Regions from separate parts of the Homo sapiens genome. Here regions 2 and 3 are each linked to region 1. Evidence: chromatin contacts called from ENCODE Hi-C or POLR2A ChIA-PET data. All regions are on one chromosome and are shown on one strand. The core of a region is the stretch at or near the end of the contact, and the rest is flanking DNA. Distances in the headings are between cores, read along the strand shown.

Evidence for each region. Hi-C counts contacts between places; a loop is a spot of excess contacts on that map. ChIA-PET counts read pairs that join two places held with the same protein, here RNA polymerase II (POLR2A). Pooled maps may share reads with other maps.
Region 2: a map of gastrocnemius medialis shows a loop between it and region 1 (5-fold over the local background). The contact joins the promoter of CTBP1 here to the promoter of LETM1 in region 1. A Hi-C loop is called at or near these places in 3 of 168 maps with a recorded cell type or tissue (ascending aorta, gastrocnemius medialis and naive thymus-derived CD4-positive, alpha-beta T cell), 2 of 37 single-sample maps with no recorded cell type and 17 of 50 pooled maps. POLR2A ChIA-PET finds 5 or more read pairs at or near these places in 1 of 52 experiments (CD4-positive, alpha-beta T cell).
Region 3: a map of B cell shows a loop between it and region 1 (12-fold over the local background). The contact joins the promoter of CFAP99 here to the promoter of LETM1 in region 1. A Hi-C loop is called at or near these places in 6 of 168 maps with a recorded cell type or tissue (B cell, CD4-positive, alpha-beta T cell, dorsolateral prefrontal cortex and 2 more), 12 of 37 single-sample maps with no recorded cell type and 22 of 50 pooled maps. POLR2A ChIA-PET finds 5 or more read pairs at or near these places in 4 of 52 experiments (CD4-positive, alpha-beta T cell, GM10248, PC-3 and 1 more).

Annotation. Positions count from the first base shown.
Region 1 is chr4:1,854,687-1,857,969 of GRCh38, forward strand. It overlaps LETM1 (leucine zipper and EF-hand containing transmembrane protein 1), which reads right to left and starts at 1,470. Exons shown (of 14, transcript NM_012318.3): 1 at 1,183-1,470. The coding sequence starts at 1,264. RefSeq lists silencers at 1-112, 907-1,096, 1,107-1,666, 2,067-2,286 and enhancers at 678-1,179, 1,817-1,886, 2,556-3,283.
Region 2 is chr4:1,247,097-1,250,379 of GRCh38, forward strand. CTBP1 (C-terminal binding protein 1) reads right to left here and starts at 2,034. Exons shown (of 10, transcript NM_001012614.2): 1 at 1,820-2,034. It overlaps CTBP1-DT (CTBP1 divergent transcript), which reads left to right and starts at 2,344. Exons shown (of 2, transcript NR_033339.1): 1 at 2,344-2,376; 2 at 3,015-3,283. RefSeq lists silencers at 923-1,642, 1,813-2,742 and enhancers at 3,113-3,162, 3,223-3,283.
Region 3 is chr4:2,417,148-2,420,430 of GRCh38, forward strand. CFAP99 (cilia and flagella associated protein 99) reads left to right here and starts at 1,808. Exons shown (of 16, transcript NM_001193282.4): 1 at 1,808-1,946. ZFYVE28 (zinc finger FYVE-type containing 28) reads right to left here and starts at 1,498. Exons shown (of 13, transcript NM_020972.3): 1 at 1,138-1,498. The coding sequence starts at 1,176. RefSeq lists an enhancer at 1-217 and silencers at 1,223-1,382, 1,503-1,732, 1,973-2,022.

The sequences.
Region 1 (3,283 bases), core at 220-2,719:
GCAGGCTGAGGTAAGAGAATCACTTGAACCCAGGAGGTGGAGGTTGCAGTGAGCCAAGATCACACCACTGCACTCTAGCCTGAGCAACAGATTGAGACTCTGTCTTTAAAAACAAACAAACAAACAAACAAAAAAAAACAAGAATTGGGAGGATACATTCAGGGCAACTTCAATCTATCTCTTTGGGGGTGGGGAACAGAGACAAGAATATTGAAGCTGGGTGCCTGGGCATGGTGGCTCCTGTAATCCCAGCACTTTGGGAGGCCAAAGCAGGAGGATCAGTTGAGCCTTGGAGTTCAAGACCAGGCTGGGCAACATACCAAGACCCTGTCTCTACAAAAAAACTACAAAAAAAAAAATTAGCTGGGTGTTGTGTGGCACAACTAACAACTTGGGAGGCTGAGGCAGAAGGATAGCTTGAGCCCAGGAGTTTGAGGTGCAGTGAGTATGATCGCACCACTGCACTAATTATTTTACTTGAGTCCCTCTTAGCAAGTTTTATGTTTATTCCAATTTTACAAATAAGGACATAGACTCAAATAAGTTGGTTAATTAGAGAGAGAGAGGAGGTGGGCACACCCTGGGACAGCATTCACTCCAGACAGCACCTGAGGCTAGGGGGGCTAAAGCCACGCACCCTGAGGACCCTCAGCGGCTCCGGAGTCCCCGTGTTCCCCGGGTGCCGGTCGCGGCCTAATCACACCACAGGGGTTTGTAGGTGCTGGCATCACCTCATCAGTGACGGACCAGGAAGGCTCCTGCAGCCCAGCAGGTCCTGCTCGCCGGTGTCTGCCCTGCCCACCCAGTCTCGTCTCCGGGACCCCAAACGTGACCAAAGGGCACGGCCGTCCTCGTGCGTGGACACGTTCCACCAAGCTTACTCGCGCAGGGCGCGCCAGGGCTGCCCAGCCCTTCAGAATTTTCCCACTGTCTCTGAGGCAGTGACCCGGGGGACCCGGCCGCCTAAGGTCACAACACACGGCAGAGGCCCAGCGGCTCCGCCCGGCGCTGGCGGCCCAGCCCGCGACGAGACCCGGGGCCCCACGGTCCCGCAGGGGCTCCGGAGGCCGGGACCACCGGGCTCCCCGCATCGCCGTGACAACCAGCCCGAACCCGCGGGTCGTCCGCGCTCCCGACCCACCAGCCGGGAGCCGGCCCCGCCCTGGGGTGCCCGCCGCTTACCCCGCGGGACGGTGTACCGAGGCGGCGGCGGGAGGCGGGCGGGCGCCCGGCCGCGGCAGCTCCTCAGTAAGATGGACGCCATGTGCTCGGGCGCGGCGGCCGCTCCGGCCTCCTGCGCTGCCTCCTTCTCCGCGGCGGCCGCGGCTCTTCGCCGTCCCGGCGGCGCTTCAGACCCGGCCCGCGCGGACGGCTGACAGAGGCGGCTGGCCTCGGACGGGAGGCGCTCTCCTCAAGGACCCGGCACCAGCGGCGGCCTTGTCCCGGCACAGACGTCCGGAGGCGCGGGGCGGGGCGGCCAGGCCGCGGCTCCCATTGGGCCCCTCAGCGCCCGCCGCTGGCCAGGTGAGGGGCGGACCGCGCCACCGCGGACTACCGGTTCCGGCGTGCACCGGGACGGCCTGCACGCTGGGGTGCGGACTACCGATCCCGGCGTGCACCGGAGCGGCGGACTACCCTGAGGCGCGGACTACCGGTCCCGGCGTGCACCGGGGCGGCTGGCTCCTGGGGCTCGCTGCATCCTGGTTCCCGTCGTACCGTGGACGCCGGGGCTCGCAGCGTGGCGGCCGCAGGAGCTGAGGGAGTCGGCCGCGCTTGCGCGGGGAGTGTCTTTTCGTCTCCGGGCGGCGGCAGCAGCGCGTGTGTCCGGAACTTTTCTGGGACTAAGTCCTGCACCCACGAGTAGAAAACGGCTCCTGGGAGCTTGGGGCTCCAAGGGCAAGTCAGGGGACGCTGGGGATGGAGGGGCGCCCTCGACGCCCTCGGCCGCGGTCCCTCGCCGGCCCCCCTGCTCTGTGGCTCTGCCCTCGGCGGTCTGCACTCTGGCGCGCGCAGCTCTGAGTGCCTCTTCCCTGCGTACCGGGCGGCGCTCCCCAGATACGGCGCTGCTCGGCGTCGGGAGTCCCCGTCACCACTGGGGGGACGGGAGCGCAGGGTCCCGCCCCGAAGGACAGGGCCATGCCGGCCCCTGGAGGCGAGGGCACTAGGCCGGGTGGCGGCGCAGCCAGCATAGCGGCCCCCCATCCCGGCACACCGCGTCCTCCCGTCTGAGCGGGAGGGGTAGATATGGGTCCTGCGTTGGCGCGGGGGGACCCCTCGTTTCGCTCTGGCCTAAGCAGCCCCTGGGGTCCCGCGCGCCGCAAGAGCGCCAGACTTCCTAACCTGGGCCATACCCTGTCCGCTCCACTTCCCAGTCCAAGAAGGAACAGCCGAAGCCCAGGACGCCAAGGACCTGGCTCGAAGTCTCCAGAATTCCCGCCAGAGCTGGGCTGGGCTCGCGGACCGCTCATGCGCCGTCTCCCAGGAGCCTCCCCCCAGCCCAGTTTAATAGCCGGCCCTGACCAGTCCAGGGGAGAGAGACCGTGCAGCCTCCCAGCAGACCGTGACCTCTGAGCTCCACCTTCCCCTTCCTTCCCTAAGATGAGGATCCCTGAGTTGGGGCAGAGAAAGCAGGCAGGGAGAAAAATGGGGACCTGCGGCGCTGGGGGCCCAGCTGGTGGAGATCTCCAGCTAGGAGATCCCCAGCACAGCACTTGCCCTGCCCTCTGTCTTGTTCAGGGATGTAACCTGCCTCCTCCTGCTTCTCCGCGGCACCTCAGGGCACCGCCTGGGGAGGGTCTTGTAGTGCACACTCAGCATCTCTGTTCCCTGGAGCGCATGGGGTGTGAAACGCCTGATGCCAGCCAGCTCCCCAGTCTTGAGAGGCTGGTTGAATGGCACATCTCCCTAGGAGGCTCCCTCCCCAGGGTCCCCTCTGCCCCTGCTGTCCATGCAGTCGGTCCTCACCCGTCAGGAAAACGTAGCCTGCTTGCCTGGGTGGTTTTCCCCATCAGGAACTGCCAGGTACTGGGCCTGGATGGGCTTGAATTCCCCATCTCAGTGGGAGAAGGGGGCATTGTTTAGTGCAGGGCACTTTGAAGCCGTCTGTAAGTCCCTGTGTCCACACCGGTCAGTGGGCACTGCAGACATCAAATGCAGACAGAGTTTAAGCACAACTAGGCCTGAACCTAGGCCTGTGCTGCCAACAGACATGAAGGGGCCCCTTTTCCACCCATCCCCCAGGAGGCAAGAGGGGGATACAGAAGGATAGTCCTTGCCTCCCCAC
Region 2 (3,283 bases), core at 784-3,283, 610 kb before region 1:
CACGTTCTCAGGTTAATGACAAGCGAGTAAAAGGGAAGATCCTACTCGCTGACATCCCCAACCACACGCCCACCTCTCAGAACTAACAGCTGCCCTGGTCAAGGCTGACAGGAAGAAGTGCATGTTGGGGACATGGCAGACACCCCAAAAATGGCCGGGCAGGCGGACGAGGCACCCCCAGGAGTGACCAGATGCCACCCCCAGTGCGTGTCCCTCCCAGAGCTCTGCAGAGGACGCCTGTATGGAAGCAGGTGCTCAAAGATGGGCAACAGAATCACAGAGAGCAAAAGGCGTCTGCGGAGCCGACAGCCCCAACCAGGAGCCAAACCCAGACCCCAGAGGGAGGTGGCCAGGCCCGGGCAGGCAGGGGAGACCTGGGAGGCCGGGTGCTGAGGCCCAGGGCAGAGCCACGCCCTACAAAGTTCCAGGACACAGAAAGGGGGACCCCCAAACCGCAGCTGTCATCCTCAGCTGCAACGGCAAATAGTTACCCCACGGTTCTCCCCCAACCCTGCCCCAAGCTGCAGACGGGTACACAGACGCGCAAAGGCCACGCGCTAGGAGCTCAGCGAGGACGGCCGCGGTGCGGGCCCAGCCGCCAGCGCCGTTTTCTTCCCGAGGGACGTGTGCTCCCTGCCGCGCTCCTACAGAAACGGTGGAGAGGCCGGGGAGGGGGGGGGGGCTCGGGCTCAACGGAACACCCTGCGCACCCGCCGCCTCGGCCCTAGCTCCAGGCCCTCTTGCCCCAACTCTCAGGGTTTCACCTCCCCACTCAGGGCACCGGGAAGGGCGCGACCGCCTTCCCTTTTCCCCACTGGAAGGGAATTCTGTCCCGGCAATCACGGAGACGACAGCAAAAGGGATCTGGCCCAGGCCGGGCTTCCAGACACCGGCGCCCTTGGAGGCCGCCAGAGAACGCTCCAGTCTCGGCCCGGGGCTCAGGCGCACGGACTCTGCCTTTGCAGCCGGGTCGAGGGAAAGAGAGGCTCCGCGCAGCGGCTCGGGCCGGCCCAGGACGCGGGCGCTGCAAGATGGCGATGGTGGCAAGCCCGGCGCCCGCCCGTGCTCCCTGCTTCCGCGGCCGCAGCCCGCGAGGAAGGCGCCCCGGGACCTGGGCGGGCCCAGGCAAGGGCAGGTGGGGGCGCTGGGCCGGTCCGGGACCTCGCGGAGTTCGCGGGAACGGAGACCCCGGGCCCTCCCGCGTCACCGCCGGGGGCTGCGCTTTGGGCCCGGTCTGAGGGCAGCGGCCTCCTCCACGGTCATACCCGGCACCCGCGCCCCGTCCCCTTCCCCCACAGCGCGCGGCCACGGTCGCCGGCGGCCTCCCCGCGGGAGGCGCGCTCCCGCGAGTGGCCCGGGAGCGCGCGCCCCAGGACACCCCGAGCTGCGCACGGCTCCCGCCCCATCCCGGCCCCGCAGGCCCAGCCACGGGGTCATGACCGGGGACGGGGTAGCGGCCGGGGATCGGGACCCGGGGTGCCGTCCCGGGTCCGACGGGGCTGGGGTCGGTGGAGCTGGGGGTCCGGCGGGGCAGCCCAGAGGCCCACAGGCCCTTTTGTGTCACCTGCACGGGCCGCGGGCGGGGAGAGCAGACTGCGGCGCTCGCGCACACGCAGCGGCCCGCGCATGCGCAAGACCCTTCCCGCGGTCCCGCCCCCGACCGCGGCCACGCGCGGACGCCGGCGCGCACGCGCACTCGCACACAAAGCCGGCGGCCCGCGGGCGCGCGCTCGGTCCGCCCCCGCGCCCCCCGCCCGCGCGGCACCCGCCCCGCCCCGCCCCCGCCCGCGGCCGGAAACGCGCGCGCGCGCGGCCTTACCAAGCGGCAGGCCCTTGTTGAGCAAGTGCGAGCTGCCCATCGAGAGGCGCGAGCGGCCGCGGGCCCCGACCACTCCGGCGCGCTGCGCCGCCGCGAGCCCGGCGCGTGGGGCGGCCTCGGCGCCGTCCGCTGCTCCGCCCGCCCGCCTGCGCCTGGCCGCCGCCGTGCCGAGTCTCCGCCGCGCCGCTGAGCCGCGCTCCGACGACCGCGCGGGCGGGGACACGGCGGCGCGCGCGGGCGGGGCCTCGCGGTTGGTCTCCTGGTTCCCAGCGCGGGCGGCGCACGGACTCACGCGGGCGGCTCAGGGCCCGCCCGGCCGGGACGCGGCTGCGGGGCGGGGCGGGGCGGGAGCCTGGCGGGAAGCTCGCGGGGCTGCAGCCCGGCGGAGGCCCCGGGCCTGGTGTTCCGCACGTTCTAAACCGCCTGTCCCCGAGGAAGTCGGGCAGGGTCGGGCCGGACTCAGCGCCGCTGGCGGGAGCGCCGTCCGCCCCGAGGACCCTGCGGGCCCGGAAGCCGAGACAGGGCCGCCCACGTCAGCGCCTGGCGCGGGCCCGAACGTAAATGGCGCTCCTCCGCGCCGCAGCCGCAGCCGCCCCGCTCCCTTCCCGCTCCGCCAGCTGCCGCCCTCCCGCGCTCGCTTCTCGCCCCGCGGCCTGGCCCGTGCGCCTCCGAGGCTGGCCAGGGGCACCGAGGCCGCGGGCCCCCCATCGCCCCCACCCGAGCCCTGATTTACCGTCCGAGAGCCGGCGGCACATGGGACCCCGAGAGGAGAAGCGCGCCTGCCCCAGTGCGTCCCCAGGCGGGGGAGCCCCGACTCCTGGAGGGACCGCGTCCTGCCCGGCCCGGGAAGTTCAGGGCTGGAGAACCCCTTCCCCGACCCCATTTCTCTTTTAACAAGAGTAGGGTTTGTAGCTAACCAACGTCCTGACAGCTCAGCTCTGCTTTCCCTTTAAGCATTAATATCAAAGCCCTGCCTGCTACCGGTGAAGCCCCGACCCGGGAGGGCCCGAAAGTCCCTTCAGGGAGAGGCCGCACTGGGCCTGCTCACCCAGGGGCTGCCCCTGCAGACTCTCCCGAGGGGCCCAGGGATATTCCTCGCGCCGCGAGTGGACGCTTCCATCCACCCCATGGGGAGGGCCTCTGCGCGTGGCTACTCTGAGCCCTCTGGAATGCCGAGATAGTTGCATAATTTCAGAAACCACGGCATGGAGACGGAATGATGCAGACTCCTATCCGCGAGATACCTGCTGTAATTTCGCTGTGGTTCGTGAGGACGCGTCCTGGGCTGCCCTGAGAAGCCTACGTCTCCCCTTCGAGGCCCGGGAAGACCTCCAACCCCGCTGACAATGCTGGGCCCTCAGCCAGACCTGCCCTGCGTGCCACGTTCTGTTCTAAGATCGGGCTGCCGAGCTGTGGCCTGGAGGAAACCTGGCAGGTGTCACCAGAGCTTTGGGGAGGGTGAGG
Region 3 (3,283 bases), core at 558-3,057, 560 kb after region 1:
AGCTGCCCGGACGAAGCGCTGGCCCCACTCCCGCCCTTGGTCGCCGCGGTGACCCCACCCGAGCCGTGACCTCCCCCAAGATCTCAGGGCCCGGGCCTCCCCGCTGCGCCGGCCCCAGGGTGCCACCCTCGGACGCCCAGATGCGCCCTGGACCCTGCGCCGGGATCCTGAACACCGCCGCGCCTTCATCCCGCGCCGAGCGCGCCCGGCCCTGCTCCGGCTGCAGCGGGCACGAGCCCCAGGCGGGCGGCGGGGACGCAGCGCCCGCAGTGCGACTGGCGCAGCCGCTGAGGCACGGGGCGCGCCGCCCGGACCCCGACCCCGCGGCGCTAGGAGAGGCGCGGGCGCCGGCTGGAGAGCCGCACCTCCCGCCCCGCCGAGGCTGCTGGCCACGGGCGCGCTCGCCCCAAGGGCCGGGCGGAGGACCTGTCCCGGATTCCAGAGGACGTGGGTGGGGAAGGGACAAGGATAGGGACAAGGGAGGGGACGCGAACTGGGCCGAGGTGTGGGTCAGTCCTGGTTCGGGAAGGGAGGCCGTTGGCAGGGCCATCAGGATCCTCTCTGGACATGGAAGGACGGGTCTGCCCTGGACCCAGGGATTGGGAAATGTGGGTTCTCTCAGAACCTGGGGAAGTGGGGAGAGGGTCTGTTCTGGAGTGCGGAGGGAGATCTATTCCGGGCCCAGGACAATGGGGGTGGGGGCAGGACGGGAATGAGGGGGCATTCCTGGTGCAGGGAGGGGAGACGGAGAAGTAGTAGGGGGTCTGCTCCGGGCCCGCGGGCTGGGGACCACGAAGTGTAGGAGGGCACCGTCCAGGACCGGGATGAGGAGGGAGAGGGGCCCGTTGTGGCCCTGGATAGAGGGGGAGGGAAAGTGCGCCCCGGCCCGAGAGGAGGAGCAGGAGGGTCAGTCCTGGACCCGGGCTTAGGAAGCCGGGAGGGAGGTTCGGATCCGCCTCAGAGACAGGGCGATGAAGATCTGTCCAAGTCTTGGAGTGGAGGGAAGGATGTCGGCGGTGGGGGAAGAGGCCGGCCACGGACAGGGAAAGGGAGTCCGTCTTGTAGGGCGGACGGGCGGTCCTGGGGAAGGGAGAGGCCGCGACGCGGGGGGCGTCCGGCCCGAGCGGGGCCGCTCACCTTGGGTTTGTAGAGCCACTTTCGGAACCTGTTCATCATCGCCGCGCCGGCCCTGGCCGGACTCCGGGCGGCCCTCGCCCTCCGCAGCGCTGCGCCCGGGCCCGGCTGAGGCGCGGGGCGGACGCGGAGGCACGGCCGGAGCCCCCGCGCTGTCGCAGGGAGGCTGGCTAGCGAAGCCCGGAGCGCCGAGCGGGCGGCGGGCAGGTGCGCGGGGCAGGTGCGCGGCCCTGAGTATGCTCTGCAAGCGGCGCGCCGGGCAGACCTCAGACCCGGGAGTGGGCGCTCGGGCGCACGGACAGACGCGGGCACGGGGGCGCGCGGCTCCTCGCTGCTCACTGACACCCAGCGCTCCGCTGGTCACGGCCGCCCCGCGCCGCACATGCGCCTAGGGCGCCGCGAGCCCCGGGCCCACCGCGCGCTGCGGGCGGGGCGGGCGGGGCGGAGGCGGCCCAATCCCTGCGCGGGCGCCGCACCCCGCCCGAGGCGCGCTCCCTGCCGGCGGGGCGACCCGCCGCGCCCGGGTATCCAAGAAACTACAAGTCCCGAAAGGCATGGCGGGGAGGTGGCGCCCAGGGCTTGGCGTCCCGGGCCGCGCCGCGGCGCTGTGTATTGTGGGAGTTGTAGTCCACCCGATGGCGGCGGAGCGTGCCGCCGGTTGCTAGGTGACGACGCCAAACAGCCGCGGCGTCCTGCCTACCGGGAGCTGACGGACGACGACTGCCAACACCTTAGCCCCAGCTGGCCCAGGAAACTGCTGCGGTGGCAGGTGGCGGCGGCAGGAGGGCTCGGCTGCCCCGAGCGCCCGCCAGGTACGGGGGCGGGACAGGTGCGGGGCGACGCGCCGCCGATTTTCATGACCTGCCGGCCGGTTCCCTCTCGCTCGCTGCTCATCTTGCTTCTCCCAAACACCTCTTCTGTCTTCTTCCCAGCTCCCCGATGAAAGTGAACGGTGCCTCTTTTTTTTTTTTTAAATCACCACTATCAGCGGTGCGTTCTAAAAAGATACTCTTCCGCCCTCGCTACTCCCCCCAGTGGTGCCCTAATTTGTACCTTAAAACGCTCACCTCAATCTGAGTACCTGCTATGTGTCAAGCAGAGAGCTAAAAACCCACACGTGGCCTCACTTAAACTTCCCATTGACAGCCAGAGAAGCAGGCACAACGAGGCCGGCGTGCCCTGGCTGTGGGGGTTGCATCCAGATCACGGCGGATCTGGGTCGGCCTGACCCCACAGCGCTGCACTTTTCCCTGCCGCACCACCACCACGTCTCTGGCTTGTTGTGAAACGTGCAGATGTAAGACACAGGAGATGGAAGTCATGCCCCCCTCGGTTCAGAATTGAGAAGTCTGACCTGTTCCTGCTTGTCCTCACTGGCCAGTGCCAGGTGCTCAGAAAGGTCCGTGGGCTCCATGACCACTTTATTCCAACAGACGCGATGTGAGCCTAGGCGCGCTGGCATCTAAGATTTCTCTTAGTTGGGGGTAGGGTCCATGTTTATTTTTGAGTAACTGATTGATTTTCCCTACTCTCCTCTTCCTACCACCCAGTCGACCCTCTGAAGGGCAAAACCCCTCTGGAGTTTCCCCTTATCTCCAATTCCTTCCCACTTGTTCTTTCTGGAAACTACTCCCATCAGATTTTCACCCAACCACTCCTCTGAAGCTCTTTATCAAAGTCATCCTTGACCTTGATGTTGCAAAATCCGATGATCGGGGTCAGCGCTCATCTCTTCCTTGAACTGTCACTACCACGTGACCCAGCCGACTGTGCCCTCTCCGTGACACAGCATCCTCACTTGGCTGAAACAGATCCCACTGTCCACTTCTCCTCCTCGCTCCTGGCCACTCCTGCTTGATCTCCTTGGCTGGATGCCTCCCCTGCTCACCGACCTCTCAACACTGGAGACCCTGGACTCAGTCCTTGGAACCTACTCTATCCACTCCCTCCCTGGGGGATTTCCTACAGTTACATGGTTTTATAAACAACCATTTTCTCCCAAACTTCTCAAAACCTATATCTCTAGCCTCAACCCTGAAACTCCAGACCTGTTTACCTGTTCTTCACCATTTGGACGCCTAACAGATCCTCTCAAATTTAACGTGTCCCAAACCACACTCTCAGTCTTCCCCCATAAAACCTGCTGCTC